Regions from separate parts of the Mus musculus genome. Here region 2 is linked to region 1. Evidence: chromatin loops called from intact Hi-C (ENCODE). Cell type or tissue: left cerebral cortex. All regions are shown on one strand. Links, peaks and the distances in the headings refer to the core of each region. The heading gives the core; the rest is flanking DNA. Region 1 holds the start of Eya3 (EYA transcriptional coactivator and phosphatase 3). Region 2 overlaps Ptafr (platelet-activating factor receptor).

What was found. Hi-C counts contacts between places; a loop is a spot of excess contacts. Peaks named below come from ENCODE experiments on the same cell type or tissue, not always from the same donor. Only the 100,000 strongest peaks of a DNase experiment are listed, where the experiment ranks them.
Region 2: it touches region 1 in a loop (2.8-fold over the local background); 9 of 42 quality-filtered maps call a loop at or near these places.

The regions. Positions count from the first base shown.
Region 1 is chr4:132,631,870-132,640,461 of GRCm38, reverse strand. It overlaps Eya3 (EYA transcriptional coactivator and phosphatase 3), which reads right to left and starts at 1,416. Exons shown (of 17, transcript NM_210071.2): 1 at 1,307-1,416. In left cerebral cortex, for the core only: a CTCF peak has its summit at 3,661 (motif pointing right); DNase peaks (open chromatin) are centred at 934, 1,470 and 3,727; H3K4me3 peaks cover 1,597 bases; H3K27ac peaks cover 1,093 bases.
Region 2 is chr4:132,564,911-132,573,502 of GRCm38, reverse strand. All of the region lies in intron 1 of Ptafr (platelet-activating factor receptor), which reads right to left. Among named protein-coding and RNA genes, the nearest start is that of Ptafr, 5.1 kb to the right of the region's middle. In left cerebral cortex, for the core only: a CTCF peak has its summit at 4,231 (motif pointing left); DNase peaks (open chromatin) are centred at 2,133 and 7,965.

The DNA.
Region 1 (8,592 bases), core at 97-8,096:
TCCTGAAAGCCAACCAGAAGGGTCTTTCTCTGTGGCATCTAGGACTAACATGGCCAAGCTCCAAAGTCCTTTGCTAAAAATAGGTGAAGGGAGTGGCCCAATTTTGGAATATGGCAGTCTATGTTCTATTCTCTTATGTGTATATGAGGGAGAACTGTGCCAAGAGGAACCAATAATAAACGCGGTTATTTGTTCTGTACATATTTAATTATTAATACTGAATTTTAGACTGATCACGCACAAAATGACGAAAAGAAAATGATGGTTGCAATGATATGCTACAAACACCCCAAAAACCGGAAGGGAGGAAAAAAAAAGAATTATCCAAATTTGTACCTCTAGATATACCTTAGATCACAAAATTTGAGAAACAGGACATTAACCATTATAAAGTCTAACCCTTTTCACATTATAGATGATTTTAAACCTCCAGAAAATGTAAGATAAGATGTCTTAAATTTTAAAATGCTAAGATCATGATTTCTAAACCATGGTAGCAACACTAGAGAAAAAGAAGTTAAAAAGAACGTTCTAAGAAACAATGTCTGGCTTATAAGGAAAATGATATTACATTGGTGAATCTTGGCAGAAAACAGCAACACCACACCACATCACAGTCGTTTAAAAGTTTAGAAACCCGGAGTCCTCTAACTTTAAATCCATGCAGAGTGAAGAACATCCGCACTTTTGCCTCAGCTGTGCACATCCATTCTCGTGGGACAGAGGACTCAAAACAGACAGGACGAAGACCTGTCAATTCAGGAGATCTCACAAGCCCGCCAGCGAGTCCGCCACCTGTTCGCTGCTGCCCAGAGAGCCCAGCAAACTGAGGCAGTGCGAGGACCTGGGGACGCCTTTGTTGTTCTCTAACTGGGGAAGCGACCTCAAGTCTAACCTCGCGCCTCCAAGCTGGAGCAGTCGGCCAGGATCTGGACTCGGAGGAAGCCCTCTCGCTCTGAAAGGGCAGGCGCAACACTCTTGTCATCTACCAGTCCCTGGAGGGGGGAAGGGTCACAGGCGAGGAGGGCTGGGGGACAGAGCCGAACCCCAACGCTCCGGGTGGAAAAACAGTGGATCGGGAAGAAGTGCTGAGAGAAGGGGGAGGCAGAGACCCGGCGCCTAGGCGAGAAGGGGCGAGGCCAGAGCGACGCCCGGGAAAAGCTCGAGGGCAGACCGGCAGGCAGGGACGAGGGGGACGGTGACGGGACCCCCTACCCAGCACGACCAAGGAGGACCTCTTCAGCCGGGACCCCGAACGCTGCACCCGAGCCACCGCGCTCACACCCTGGCGGCGGCGGGGACTCACCAGACGGCTGCAGACACTGCCCAGCACGACATGGGACGATTACGGACCCACTCTGGAACCAACAGAGTGGCGGAAACCGCGGCGTTAGCGTGACCCGGATGCGCATCCCTAGCCACCGGAAGTAGATGCGGGACCGCCTAACAATCCACACCCCGTTCCGACAGAACCCAGAGGACCAGTCAATCGTCTCGGGGCGGGGCAAGGCTTAGGTCCCGCCCACCTCGCAGACCCAGTTGCGTGATTGACTCCCTGGATCTTACGCACGAGATGACTTTCCGAGGATGCTGGTGCTGCTAAATTGCCGCCGCCTTCGTGAAAAGTACTCCCGCCCTCCCCAAAACAAAGTCAGATCAGGCTGATCTCGAACTGGGGACCCTCCTCCTTCAGCCTAGGGCTTGTGCCTCCATGCCCAGCCACCGCTCTCATCTTTGAAAGTAAGTTCTAAAAAAAAAAAATGTGTGTGATTCCTACCGTAAAGGGACGACGAAGTTGAAAAATGTTGACTGCAATTGGTCGAGTTAGAAAGACTAGGAGAGGAAAAATGGATGGGAACTTTTGAAGACACTTGAAAGGCTAACTCAAAGTGAACATTTCTATCCGAAAATTTAGTTTATACCTAGTATTATATTACACTTGCAGCTGCCTTCATTTTGTGCAAATTGTTTTCAGGAACATTTTGTTGTTTTTGTTTTTGTTTTTGTTTTGGTGTGTGTGGGGGTGGTTTTTTGTTGTTGTTTTTCCAAGAAAAGTTTTTCTCTATGGACCTTGGCCTAGAATTCCCTCTAAAGATCAGACTGGGCTCGAAATCAAGAGATCCACCTTCTTAGCTCAGAAACATTTTTTAATGCTTCATTAATTCTAAAATACAACTCAAGTGTGGACGAGGAATGGAGTTGAAGACAGGCTTTGTATAGTTGTCAGTGTATTCAATTCCATTCATGTTTGAAGGGAAAGACCCTCAAGAAAAAAAGACCCAGGCTGGTGAGATGGCTCAGTGGGTAAGAGCACCGGACCGCTTTTCCGAAGGTCCAAAGTTCAAATCCCAGCAACCACATGGTGGCTCACAACCACCCGTAATGAGATCTGACTCCCTCTTCTGGAGTGTCTGAAGACAGCTACAGTGTACTTACATATAATAAATAAATAAATCTTTAAAAAAAAGAAAAAAAGACCCAGAATTACAAATATTAGATTAACCCACAAAGTTTAAAAAACAAAAACCTAGCTTTTCAATACAAATAAAAATAAAAGATTTTTATTAACTGCTTCTATTTCAACAATTTTCTAAGCAACTACTTTTTGGGGAGCGAGCATCTTAACTGCTCTTTCTCACACATCACACCTACTTAGCACAATCAGTAGATGCTGTCTTCAAAGTCTTTGCAGAATCGGACCATTTTCCACCTGTGTTGGTATGAACCACAGTCAGTATGTAATTCTGAGGGTCCCATTCATGTTTGCTACCCTATACTCAATACAGAAGAGAGCCTCCCGTGAAAGCCTTAATCAGATCGTGTGCTTCTTCCAATGGCTCTGTCTCAGTGTGAACACTAAAATCCTTACATCACCTACAGGACTCAGAAGACTTTACTCTTCGAGTAGAACTCTAACCTACTTTGTCCTACCTTCCTTCCACTTACAACAGACTGGCCTCTGCTGTTCTCCCAGCCTGCAGGCAGGCTCTGGTGCTGTCTGCTTTCTACTCCCTCTACCTAGAGTACTTTTCCCTGAGACAGCTCTTTCTTTCACCTTGTCACCCCCTTTACATCTTCGAATGAGCCTTCTCACTGAGACCGCCTCTGACGCCTCTGATGCTGTGCTAGAACAGGAGCGATTGTCTCCCTTGTACTTTCCTACCCCCTGATAATTGTTCTCATGACGTTTGTCCAATCAGTTTCTTGGGGGGTTGGCGTACGGTCTCCCCACCAGAATATAAGTTCTGCAAGGGCTTGGATTTGGGTTTGGAGGAGTGGTTGATTGGTTGGTTAGTTGGGATTTTGTTTTTTGGTTTTTTGGTTTTTTTTTTTTGGTTTGGTTTTTGTTTTGTGTTTTTGAGATAAGGTCTCTTGTGTCCCAACTAGATTTGTGGTTGAGAATGGATTTGAACTCCTGATTCCTCTGCTTTCTTCTCTCAGGTACTAGAATCACAGGTGTGAGTCTGTGCCCTACTGGCATGTTTTTTTTTTTTTTTTTTTTGGGGGGGTGTATTTTAGCAATGTTTAGCAATATGTTACTATGTAACATATGTTACATAGTAAACAGTCAATTCATGAAAGCATAGATTAATTGCTCATTGGTTTGTTTTTTGTTTGTTTTTTTTTTTTTTTGACTGACATGAACCACCAGCTCCACCAGAGGGAGCCCACAAACAATGTGATGTCCCCAGACACTCTTCCCAAAGTACACACTGGACATACACATCAATCCTATGCTTATTAGCAATTACAAAACAACGCTCTAGGGCCGACAGGATGCCTCAGCAGGTAAAGATACTTGCCTCCATACTCGGTGGCCTGGTTTCAATCCCTAAGACCCACATGGCGGGAGTAAATAACCAGTTTCTGCAAGCTGTTCTCCCTATCCCCTCTCCCCCATACAAGCTGTACTTAGACTCATACACATATACATGGGTAAATCGATAATGTAAAAAAAAGTCTGTTTTTGTAGTATATATATAGACATATGTACATATATGTATACAGTTTTACTATGTAGCCCTGGCTGTCCTGGAACTCTCTATGTAGACCAGGCTGGCTTCAAACTCACAAAGATCTGCCTGCCTCTGCCTCTCTACTGCTAAGATAAAAGACATTCCCCACCACTCCCAGTCTTTGGCATCTTTTAAGGAAAGAAATTCTTGCTCCTTACTGGTCTCATTTGACCAGTCTTTCCCAACTCTCTCTCAGTTTGCATGCCTAGCCTCCTCTCACATAGTGACCTCTAGCTGGAGCCATCTTGCTTTGTATTTGTTTGTGTGTTTTGAGGTCATGGTAGCACAAGCCTGTAATTCCAGTACTGCAGAGGCAGAGACAGGAGGACTGTTCCAAGTTGGAGGTCAGCCCAGTCTCAGTACTGAGACCTTGTCTCAAAAACAAACGTATAAAAACCCAAAAACTATAGGGCTTGACGTAGAGTCTTACAAGTACACACAGAAACTACAACTGAGTTCACTCTATAGATGAGGTATTGTATCAGGGAAGAATTAAGAGACTTGCTTGAGGTCACATGACTAGCAAACAACAAAACTGGGGATGGTGATGCATGCCTGTAATCCCAGCACTCAGGAGGTTGGGGCAGGAGGGTGGTGAGTTCAAAGCCAACCTGGACTACACAGCCAGGCCCTGCTTCAGCAACCCACAGAGCAGCAGTTGCCAGTGGAGCCTCTACCATGCAACCCATCCAAAGTGTTGCTTTTCCCTTTTCCACGTTTTTAGTCTTTTTCTTTCTTTTAGATAATTGCCTGTGTTCCCTGATGCTCTGTGCTTTCCTAGTCTTCTTGCTAAGCAACCCTCCCAGGGCCCAGCTCTCTGTCATGGCTGACCTCTGCACCTAACTCAAAAGGCACCTTTCTCTGCTCTGTCTCCCTCCTCCTTGGGGCTGCCAAGACTTACAGCTTGCCTGTCCTGTTGTGTTTCTCTTAAGATCCAAAAAAAAAAATTATTAAAAAATTACAGAAAAAAAAAAACAGTCAACAGGGACTTAAACTAGGTCAGGATGACTTCAGAGCCCAGGATCCTAGACTGCTGGGTCAAGCTTCTCTCCCACTCAGGAAGAGCAACAGGGGAGCCAAGTATGAAGGTTTGTATTTACTTACAAGTTTCTCAGTGATTTCATGCCTCTCTCCTCCTTCTCCTCCTCTTCTTCCTCTTCCTCTCCCTCCTCCTTCTCTCTCCCCTCCTTTTCTTCTTCTTCCGCCTCTTCCTCCTCCCTCTCCTCTCTGTTTTTTGAGTTTTGTTTTGAAACAGGGTTTGCTATATCTCTCTCTGTCCTGAAAGTCTTTCTGTCTTTGCTTCCGAATGGGAGACTCCAGGCATATACCACAGTACCCCTATTTAATATTATAGCCCATGGAAATGTTTTGTGAGTTATTGTTGTCCCCTGACTTATTACAGTATTTCTGAGGACAAACCTAAATGAATATACCAAAAATGCTGTTATGATTCCTTCAAGCTTAGTTGCAAACACTCACATATCTATATAATTTCCTTTTCTTTTTTTTTTAAATAGATTAGGACTAATTCACTCAAATTAACACAAAAGAAGGCTATTCTAAGGCCGAGCAGTGGTGGCACACGCCTTTAACCCTAGCACTTGGTAGGCAGAAGCAGGTGGATTTCTGAGTTCGAGGCCAGCCTGCTCTACAGAGTGAGTTCCAGGACAGCCAGAGCTACACTGAGAAACCCTGTCTCGAAAAACAAAACAAAACAAAACAAAACAAAAAAGGCTATTCTAGACAGATATTACGAAAAACAGCCAAGGTACAAATCAAAACACAAAACTAAATAAGACAAAACACTAAAGTAAGACTGACCTCTGAATTGAATTATTTCTAGTTTAGTTTTTTGGGGGGGGATTTTTTTTTTTTTTTTTGATTTTGAGACAGGGTTTCTCTGTATAGCCGTGGAACTCACTTTGTAGACCAGGCTGGCCTCAAACTCAGAAATCAGCCTGCCTCTGCCTCCTGAGCACTGGGATTAAAGGTGTGTGCCACCACTGCCTGGTTTGATTTTGTTTTTATTTTTAATTTTTTGGGGGGCAGACTCTCACTATGTAGCCTTGGTTGTCCTGGAACTCAATATGTAGACCAGGCTGGCCTCAAACTCATAGAAATGCAATCTGCCTCTGCCTCCTGAGTACTGGGACTAAAGGCATGTACTACCACTCCCAACTTATTTCCAGTTTAAAGATCATGTATGACCCATGTTTTTAATGGTCATCAATGTAAACCTTCATGCTTGACAATGATCTGGGCTTATATCTGTCAGTGTTTTCTATTCTTAGTATGTATATGTATGTGTGGTGAGTTCATGTAGAGGTGCGTGTTCATACATGTAGGTGCACATGTGTGCAGATGCATATACACCTGTGTGCATGGACACATGGAAGGCCAGGGCGGATGACGAGAGTCTTCCTTATTCCCTCTCTGCTTTATAGATTGAGAATGGGTCTCTCCCTCAACCTGGGGCTCGGGTTTTTGGCTACTGTGGCTATGCAGCTTGCTCCAGAGATTCCTGTTTCCCTATAACTGGAATTATAGAAGGGTCACCACGCCCACCTGGATCTTACAGGGGTTCTCAAAATCTGAACTTTAGTCCTCAAGTTTGGGCTTCACCTATTGAACCATCTTCCTGGCCCATCTGTTGTTCTCAGCACATATTTAATTTGGGATTGGAGGATTATGGAGTAAATCCTGGCTGGGCCTCACGTTAAGCTCCTTCTCTAGCCTCAAGATAATTTCTAGATACCATTTAGCTTATTGATATATGGTCCCAGCCTAATGTCAGATTTGCTGTGTAACCCAGGCTGACCTGCTAGGTAGTACCACCGCCACTGATTACTGTATGATAACCCAACTCTACTGACCTGGACTGCTGGTATATCCGTGAAGTGTTTGTGAGTGGGCCGAACTGCTGCTGCTAATCTATGAACTGAACTGCTGATGTCCAGCCAACATAGACAGGAGTTGCTTCAAAGAAGCAAGGAAGGAGGGCTTTATCACACACAAAACTTGGCATGGCAGTGTGCACATGCAATCACAGCACTTGGGTGGGTAGGGGCAGAAGGAATCAGGAATTCAGGTTACAGAATATAGTTTTAGAAGCAGGTATGGTAGTCTTGTCCATAATTCTAGTACTAAAACAAAACTAGGGCTGTCCATGCCTTTAGTCCCAGTTCTCAGGAGGTAAAAGGAGGTAATCTCAGTGAGTTTGAGGCCAGCCTAGTCTATATAGTAAACTCTAGGTCAGTCAGTTACCCTGTCTCCAAAAAAGTCAAAATAAAGACTCCAGTGTATGGTTGGAAGGTCGGGGACTGCATCTCTAGGTCAAAGGCAGGAGATGACAGAGGAGTCACTCTGGAGGATATAAAGAGAATGTAGAGAAGACAGGCAGTCGCGGGAAGACAAGCTCACCTCTGCTGCCAGTCCTCACTACAGATAACCACTGCCAGTACCAGATAGGCTAGTTCTCCCAATAAAAGTACCTTTCGACCAAGTACAGACCTGCACTTGGATGAACGCAGCCTTGGGAGAACTCACTGATGTAGTTAAATGTAGTCTACTCATTTTTGGGTTTTTTTTGGGGGGGGGTTGTTTGTTTGTTTGTTTGTTTGTTTCTAGACAAGGTTTCTCTGTGTAGCCCTGGCTGTCCTGGAACTCACTCTGTAGACCAGGCTGGCCTCGAACTCAGAAATCCGTCTGCCTCTGCCTCCCAAGTACTGGGATTAAAGGCATGTGCCACCACTGCCCAGCATCTACTCAGTTTTAAAAGCAGATGTGGTAGTCTCGTCCATAATCCCAGCACTTGGGAACCAGATGCAAGAGGATCACCACAAGTTCAAGACCTGCCTAGTCTTCATGCAAGTTGAAATGCCCTCTGTGGTAGTTTAAATATGCTTGGCCCAGGGAGTGGCACTATTAGGAGGTAGGACCTTGTTGGAGTAGATGTGGCCCTTGTGGAGGAAGTGTGTCACTGTGGGCGTGGACTTCAAGACCCTCATCCTAGCTGCCTGGCAGCCAGTCTTCTCCTGATTGCCTTCTGAACAAGATGTAGAACTCTCAGCTCCTCCAGCGCAATACCATGCCTGCCTAGATGCTGTCTTGTTCCCACCTTGATGATAATAGACTGAACCTCTGAAATTGTAAACCCCAATTAAATGTTGTCCTTTTTAAGAGTTACCTTGGTCATGGTTCTTCTCACAGCAGTGGAAACCCTAACTAAGATACCATCTCAAGAAACAAACAGTAGCAACAGCAAAAAGCTACAAGATGCTAGAGAGAAAGCATAGAGTGCAAATTTGTAATTGCTTCCATGGATTATCAAAGATGCTGGCTGTAGTGTTAAGGAGACAGGCAGCACCATGTCTGAGAGAAAGGGAACTGGGGATTCCATGGAGCCACCTAAGTGTTTGGACTCAGGGATCACGTCTCCAAGTTGGGTACTGCCATCCTCAGGGCTTATGAAACTATGCTATCCTCTTTGTCTTCTCGAATTCATTTGCCAAGCAGTTCTTTTTTTTTTTTTTCCAAAAAAAAAAAAAAGATTTATTTATTTTATATATATATATGA
Region 2 (8,592 bases), core at 329-8,328, 67 kb after region 1:
CGTGTTTCCTTTACCAGAGCAGCAGCTTGTCACACCCAGAGAATGTGGATGTCGCTCTGAGACCCCAGCTGTCTCCTATTTAATTCAACAGTAAAGGGCTTTGTAAATAATGTACAGAGATGCCACTCTCCCCCGTAAACTGTTTGTTTTAGACAATCCAATTGGTTTCTGTCAAATGCAATCGTATTTGTGTTAAGATAGAATAACTTTTGTTTCTGTTTTGTTCTGTTTTGAATTGTTTTAGAAACTGTTAGCCGCAATTATTTTTCTCCTGTACTGGAGATTAAACCTCTCATGTTCCGCAGGCAAGATCTCTAATGATAAGCGGCAACCCAGCCCATAAGGTACACATATAACCCATAGAAACCAGGGGTCTTTTGAGATCTTCAATCAGTAAAGACATACCAGAGACCAGAAAATATACATGTCCCTGTCCCACAGTCTGAGCCCCTTCTTCTGATCCTCTTCTCTGTCCTGCTGGACACCCCTGAATTGGGGAGGGGGGTTCCTGAGGTGGGAAGCACACCTGGTCAAACTCTCGAGAAGGGCAGGGAGTGGCTACAGTCCACAGCTGGGCAGCTCATGGCACTCTCTCTGTATCTGTGGGGAAATTATGTCCCTACCCACAACCCACACAAGAAGTACCTTCCTTCAATTTGGTGTGGCTCCGCTTAGGGGGATGCCCATGATTATCTCTAGAAAATCTCTAGACAGAGGGCCAGCTCAGGACATGGTGGACCCGGCCCTGTGTCATGCCTACCCAGGCCCATTGAGAAAGCCTATGGTTAAGTGAGCGAGGCACTCACTGGGTTTGCCAAAAGAAGTGCCAACATTTTACCAACCTACATAAATGGTTCACTGCAATTGTTTTCCAGTAGTGGGGGCAAAATCCAGGGCCTTGCACGTGCAGACCAAGCATTCTACCTCTGAGGTGTACCCCAAGTTCTCCTTTAGTTCTTCTGGTCTCATTAACTTATCCAGGCAGGAACTGAACTTGGAATTCTGATTTTCTGAGACCACAAGTCTACCCCACCGTGCCCAGCACACCATATGCTTTAGACTTTGATTTATTTTCCTTTTGGTTTGGTTTGGTTTGTTTCAAGACAGGATTTTTCTGCGTAGCCCTGGCTGTCCTGGAACTCGCTCTATAGAACAGGCTGACCTCAAACTCACAGAGATCCATCTGCCTCTGCCTCCCGAGGGCTTGAGAGCTGGGCTAAAGATGTGCCTGATTTGGACATGGTTTCTATGTTTCTTTTTCTCACCAGGATGGAAGCCAGCCTGGTCTACAGAGTGAGTTCCAGGACAGCCAGTACTATGTACAGAGACCCTGCCTCAAAAAACCAAAAGAAATAAAGTTCACACTTCGAACAATGCCCAAAGATGGCAAAGTGACTAAAATATACCTGAGCCTGGTTGCCCAGGCCTTCCCTCCTATCCCAGAGGAACTAACTATGGTTATCCAGAGACCCAGGGACTCTCATCTGCACATCAGTTCCTCCCAGCTCCAGGCAGTCTCTGGTACCTGCCAACACACCTGTCAAAAGCTCTGGAAGACTCCTCAGTCCTTAGTCTGTGGGTGGGACTCCTGTTAGTGCCCAGCCAGTAGCCCCCTGCAGTATGGTAAGTAAACCTTTTTTTCTATTAAAAATAATAACAATAATCTAATTTGGAAAAGCAAGCTGAGGGAATGCTCAGACAATTAGAAGGAGGAAGAGGTCTGAACCACTCAATTTAAAACTCGGGCACAGTTCCCTGAAGGGTCAAAGGTGAGCCGACTGCCCAGGCCCAGCTCTCAGATGGGGGTGGGGTAAACCATGCAGATTAATGAAACCAGCGAATCCTGCCATTTGCCTTTCTACTCGACACCCACTGGAAACCAGGGTCCCAGGGAACCTGAGGAAAGGGTTCCCAGCTAAGAGAGTAAGAGAGGAGGGGCCGTCAGGAAGTGGGCAGAAGAAAGAACGTGGTGGTTCTTGCCCCAGCATAGACAATGGGCTGGAAAGCTGAGTTCACCAGCAAGCCAGCCCTGCTACTTTGTGGAGTCAGTTGACAGCAAGAATAAAAATGTCTAAATATTTATAAACTGTAAATCGGACATGCGCAACCTCGTTCCAATCTCTTTCAGTTCCTCGCAAACCCTCGGGCGAGAGAATGCATTTGCCAACAGACTGTGGACAAGGAGTGGGAGAGAGAGCAAGAGAGAGAGAGAGAGAGAGAGAGAGCACATACCTTATACTTCCACATGGGCACCACCACTTGGACCCAAGCACGCCTTTCTTGGTTGAGGGTGTTGGAGAAGAACTTGAGCCCACCCACCTAACCTGGGCCACTGTCCACCCTTCACTAGGGACATCTCAGGCATTAGTTCTTACCTGGGATCATATATCCTGCACAAATCAGCTTTGTAAAATGGATTTATACTCATTTCTTTTCTAGATGAGACACCTATTGTTCCAGAAGAGAATGTGGGATTAGGAAGGAAAATGGGCTGGAGAGATGGCTCAGCGGGTAAGAGCACTGACTGCTCTTCCAGAGGTCCTGAGTTCAATTCCCAGCAACTACTTGGTGACCCATAGCCATCCGTAATGGGATCTGATGCCCTCTTCTGGTGTGTCTGAAGACAGCTACAGTGTACGCATATAAATGAAATAAATAAATCTGATAAGAAAGAAAGAATACAGCTCTGTCCATTTTCACAAATCTAAGAAATGACAAACTGTGAGTCTCCAAAGGAGGCTGTGGCCATTGCTGGGAGCCGGCTGCTCCTGAACTAACCCTCCCTAATCTGCCCTAAGGCCTGGGCAGAGTTCAGATGGTGGCTCACACCTTCAGTGCCAGCACTGAGGAGGCAGAGGCAGGAGGATTTCTGGGAACTTGAGCCTGGTCCACATAGGGAGTTTCGGGCCAGCCAGTGCTACCCAGTGAGACTCTGGCTCAACAAAGAAAAACTACCAAATGCCAGCAGGAGAAGATTCCTTCATCCAGGACCCTGCTATTTTCTTTACATCCCGAAGACAGGAATTAAGTGAGCAAAAAGGAGGATGGGTTCGCTCTACATTGAGCTAAGTCCAGCACGGTAGAGCTAGGATCCAATTCTCATGCACACAAAGTCCCCATGCCCTTATCGGCAGTGTGAATATTTATTTATTTGTTCATTTATTTATTTTAGATAGGGTTTCATTACGTAGCCTTGGCTGGCCTGAAATTTGCTATGAAAAGGCTGGCCTCAAGCTCACAGATATCCTCCCGAAATTTGGTATTAAAGGCATGCACCACCATCTCTGGCTTGCACTATAAATATTTTTAAAGAGGCTTAAAGCCAGGCATGATGGTATGCCCCTGTAATGCTAACACTTGGAAGGCACAGGCAGGGAAGAACAGGAATTAAAATCAGTCTTGGCTACCTAGCAAATTCAAGGCCTGCCTGAGAGACATAAGCTATCTATGAGACCTTCTAAAAAGGGGTTTGGGGTAAAGGAATTGGCCACAACAGCATGTACCTGTATCTTCAGCAGTCAGGATGCTGGGGCAGAAGGTTTGCCTTGTGCTCCAGGCCAACCTGGTCTACACTATATAGAGCCATATAATGAGAGTCTGTCTCACAACAACAAAACCAGCAGAGCCACTGAGTTCGGTTCTCACGATGCAGAGCACAAACAGAAGAGGTAAGAAAGGACTGAGTTTACTCCAGGTCTCTTCTCCAAAGAAGGTACAGCTGGACCCTAAGTGTCTACACCAGCCATCATCACAGACGTGCAAAGTGAAACCAACCCACCCCACAGCCACTAAAAGGACCGCTACCAAAAATTAAACGCGGGTCTCGGGAGATGGATCTGTGGAAAAGGACCTGAGTACAGTGCCCATCATCCACATAAAGGCTTGTGTGGCTCTGAGCATCTATAACCGCAGCCCCAGGGGACTGGAGACAGGTGGGTCCTTGGAGCTCACTGACACCACCCAATGCAGCTGAAAAGATCCAGAGTCAGCGAAGGCCCTACTCAAAATGTAAGATGGAGAAGAAGACATCCTGGTGCTGACCCCTGGCCTCCACTGCCACACGCATGAGTGTGTGCTCCCTCACACCTCAGTGCACACATAGAAAAAAGCTGGGCATGGGGTTCAGCAATTAAGAGCGCTGGCTGCTCTTCCAGAAGCCCTTCCCGGCATCCACATCGCAGCTTACAACCACCTGTAACTGCAGTTCCAGAGGATTCCTGCCCTCTTCTGGACACCATAGGTACTGCATCCATGTGGTACATATACATAAAATTAAAATATAACCTTTTTTATTAAAAGAGAGAGAGAGATGGAAGGTGAGGACTAGCAATCAAGGTTATCCTCTAACACCATACATGTGTCTACACTCACATGCAAATATACATACATAGCATAAATTATAAACACACCAAAAAATTATGTTTGTATACAGAGGTCTGAGGGCTGGAGAGACTACTCAGTGGTTAAAAGCACGTGCCGCTTTCCCATGCAGTTGTGTGTGTATATGTGTGTGTGTGTGTGTGTGTGTGTGTGTGTGTGCGCGCCTGTGTGTATGTCTATATGTGCATATTGACGTATGTATGAGTATGTATGTGGGTGTGTTCTGTATGTGTGTCTGTGTATATGTTGTATGTATGTCTGTGAGTGTCTGTGTTTATCTGTGTATGTGTGTGTGTGTCTGTTGTGTCTGTGTCTGTATGTGTATGTCTTTATGTGTGTGTCTCGCTGTGTGATGTGTGTCTGTGTATTTGTGTGTGTGTGAATGTGTACTATGTGTGTGTCTGTATCTGTGTATCTGTGTGTGTGTGAGAGAGAGAGAGAGAGACCAGAAGTCAGCTGCTCTGAGTGTTGTTCTTCAGGTTCAGTCTGCCTTGTCTTTTGAGGCAGGGTCTCTCACTGAGTAGGCGAGGCTAACTTGCCAGCAATCACTATACCTGTCTCATCTCCAGCACCCAGCACTATGATAGATAGCACTGATGTCTATACAGAGATAGGTTTGGGCTCCGTGACTGGCTTGTTTACATAAAGATGAAACTCAGGTCCTCATGCATGCGAGATGAATGCGTGGCTTGATTGAACCCCTGCTCACCCCCCCCTTTTTCTATTTGTTTATTTATGTATTCACTGGGACAGGGTCTCCCTTTATATCTCAGGCTGCTTTCAAACTCACAACAATCCCCCTGCTTCAGCCTCAAAGTGCTGGGATTTTAGATGTGACCCATCATGTCTGGCTAAATTTCCTTTCTTCCTATGCCAAATGATAAGAATGAAATCCTTTCTAGGAGGGTGGGTGATGGTGGCACACACCTTTAAGCACTCCCACTGCGGAGGCAAAGACAGGTGGATCTCTGAATTCCAGGCCAACCTGGTCTACAGAGCAAGTTCTGGAACAGTGATGTCTATACAGAGAAAACCAAAAAGCCAAACCAACCAATAATAATAATAATAATTAATATTAATAATAAGCCTTTCTATGGCCAGCCCAGCCTGATCTACATAGCAAGTTGGGGGCCAGCCTGGATTGCACAAGATACTACCTCAATAAAATAAAATAAAATTATAAATATAAATAAATAAAATCAAAATCTCCCTATGGAGTATTGATACCGAATCTACAGAGTCTTTCCCCCATGCAACACGATTCACAAATTACCAGATTACTCTAGGAGCTGAAAGGATGTTTGTGCAATGATCCAGATATCTCTCCCAGCAGGCTTAGGACCTGGGTTTTTCCTAGGGCTGAGCTATTGGGGAGGGGGGTGCATCTGTGGGCATCAAACCCTTCCAGGAAGGAGATTTCCAGGAACCCGGGTGTCCTTTTTTTCTCTTCCTCTTCTCTGTTTTGGGCGTGGTCCAGCTCTGTCATAGCAACTGACAGACTTTTGTCATCACAGAGATTCCAAGGTTGTCTAGAGTGCCAACATGGCGTCCAGACCAGCTGTCTGACCTCCCTGGTCATCGGGATTTCCATCTTTTTGCAAGTAAGCACTGTGAGATCGGCAGGACAGATGCTGCCGGCACTTACCAGGTTCAGAGCGGTAACAGTCCTTTCAATGGTGGAGGGAGCTAACTCCCTTCCCAGTGACCTCACAGTGTTCCTCCTGCCAATAAGTGACAAGTCCGCCCTGCACTGCGACAACTGGATCTTTTGGGAAGAAGCCTCCAGATTGGCGGGAGGGAAAGCATGGTCACTAGAGTCATGGGAGCAGGACTCCGGTCTCAGTGGTGTAACCCACCACCCTAAGAGAATCTCTCCTCAATTCAGAGCCCCAGGGTTTTTATCTGAAAACTGGGGTGCCCTGCCAGCCTCAACGCAGGGTTGTGAAAGGGAAGTGAGATCCCAGGAGGTGGAAGGAGGTTTGGAAAAGGGTAACACTCTTGGTAAAATGCAATGGACTTAACAAACTGGAAAGGGCCCTTGCACAAGTGACTGACATATTTTCTGGCCCAGCCAGCTCAAGTGTTCTGCAAAGCTAGTGGAAGGTCCTACTCCCGTAGAGCTAAACACCCACTCCCGCTCCGACTCCCACTCCCACACAAATACACATGGAAGCTTCTTCCACTCTCGTCACAATTCTAAGTGGCTGCTCAGAGCAGCTGTGCTGGGGGCTAGCCTCTGATCTAGGGAACTGATTCCACACTCAGTAAAGACTCCTGTCCCTGAAGCCCATCTGTGCTCCTGGACTCTAGCTCAGCTCTCATTCCATCCTGAGCCCAAACCTCCTTCCACTGAGGGGACCTGTATAGAAAAGAAGGGGGTCAATGGCCTTCAGGAAGACCTGTCTGCAGGCCAAGCGTGGGGATGTCTCTGATTCCCAATAAAAGAACAAACAGATGGGAAGGAACTGGGAGGAGTAGAGGGAAGGAAAACTGTAAGATAGATAAATAGATAAGATAGATGGACAGACAGATAGACAGACAGACAGATAGGTAGATAGATAGCTATAGATAGATGATAGTACATAGATATATAGATACATAAATAGATGCATAGATATAGATAGATAGGTAGATAGGTAGGTAGGTAGATAGATACATACATATGTACATACATACATAGATACATAGATAGACACATAGATAGATACATAGATACATAGATAGACACATAGATACATAGATACATAGATACATAGATACATAGGTGTATACATAGATACATAAGTACATAGATAGATGCATAGATACATAGGTACATAGATAGATGCATAGATAGATATACATAGATAGATACTTTTTAAAAAAAAGATAAAACTGATGCCATGCCAGAGGCTCATCACATCTCAACAATCAGGAGGAAAACTTGCCCATGAGGCACATTTGGTCATCACTGCCAGGGACTGTGAATCCCTTGCCTAAACGTTCACTGACCGGATGGAGTGACCCAAGGTGACTAGGGTGAGGGCAGAGCTGGCCTATGGCTCACTGTCCGCCCCTAACAAGTACAGTTTTGATGATATCTTTTCATCTACTTAGTACAGATCTGGGAGATGTTGTGGAGGTCTCATGTAGCCCAAGCTGGCCTTCAACTTGCTACATAGCTAAAGCTGACCTTGAACTCCTGATCTTTACTGCCTCTGCCTCTCGAGTGCTGGGATCACAGATGTGCCCACCATTCCCAACTCAGTGCATATTCCTGTGCACGTTTTTCTGCCAAACCCTGCTAGCTAGGAGAAGAGACGATAAACGCACAAACAATTGCTCCTCTTGTCAGCATTGACAGTGACACTCCTGTTCTTACTGTTTTATGCTCAGCAAAGCACGTCCCCCACCTTCTTAGTTCATCCTTCCACAAACCTACAAGGTCAGAATTTTAAACCACAAAGAAGAAAATCGAGACTACTCAATGGCCCAAGGTCGCCGCAGATTATAAGCAAAATGGCAGACACAGACGGCCAGTCATCTCCTTTTCTCTCTGGCTGGGTGTGCAGAGGAAAGGATTCCCTCTTCTCTGGCAGTCACCATCCCCCACCCCAGCTCACTGACCATCTGGAGCGCATTCTAGTGCTCTGTCAAGCCGCAAATGAGAGAGCTATGAGTCCTTTATCCCTCAGTATCCCCCAAGTCTTCGGCCAGCAGCTCTGGTTTGTCGGCATCACCCCAAGACTTCCTGCAAGGGAGAGATAGCCAGTACCACACTGGCCTTTGTCCCCAACACCTGAGATTTAACGTGGCAACCTTTTGTGGACCTTTGTACCAGCCACCCAGTTATCAACATCCTCTGCAGTGGGTGTGGTCCCGGGGACCTAGCTCCATCCCAGACACTTTAGCTCAGCCTCCCAGGAAAGTCTGCTGGGGAGATGACATTGATTATACACAGAGAAGGTGTATAACTTCTCCAAAGTCACACAGCTAATAAAGCAAATGGAGGTCTGCTCACAGACCTCTAAGCCCTTGCCTCCCGTCCTCACCATCGCCTCCCAGAAGTTAAGGCTAAGATGGCTCCATCTCACTCTCAGAAAAGAGGGGTTCCCTTGGAGTGTCCCAGCACCTGATCACAGGCCAGAAATACCTACCACTCAGAAGGCTGAGAGAGGGTTAAGGACTAAGACTAGAGGATGGAGAGATGGCACAGGGATTAAGCGCCCTGGA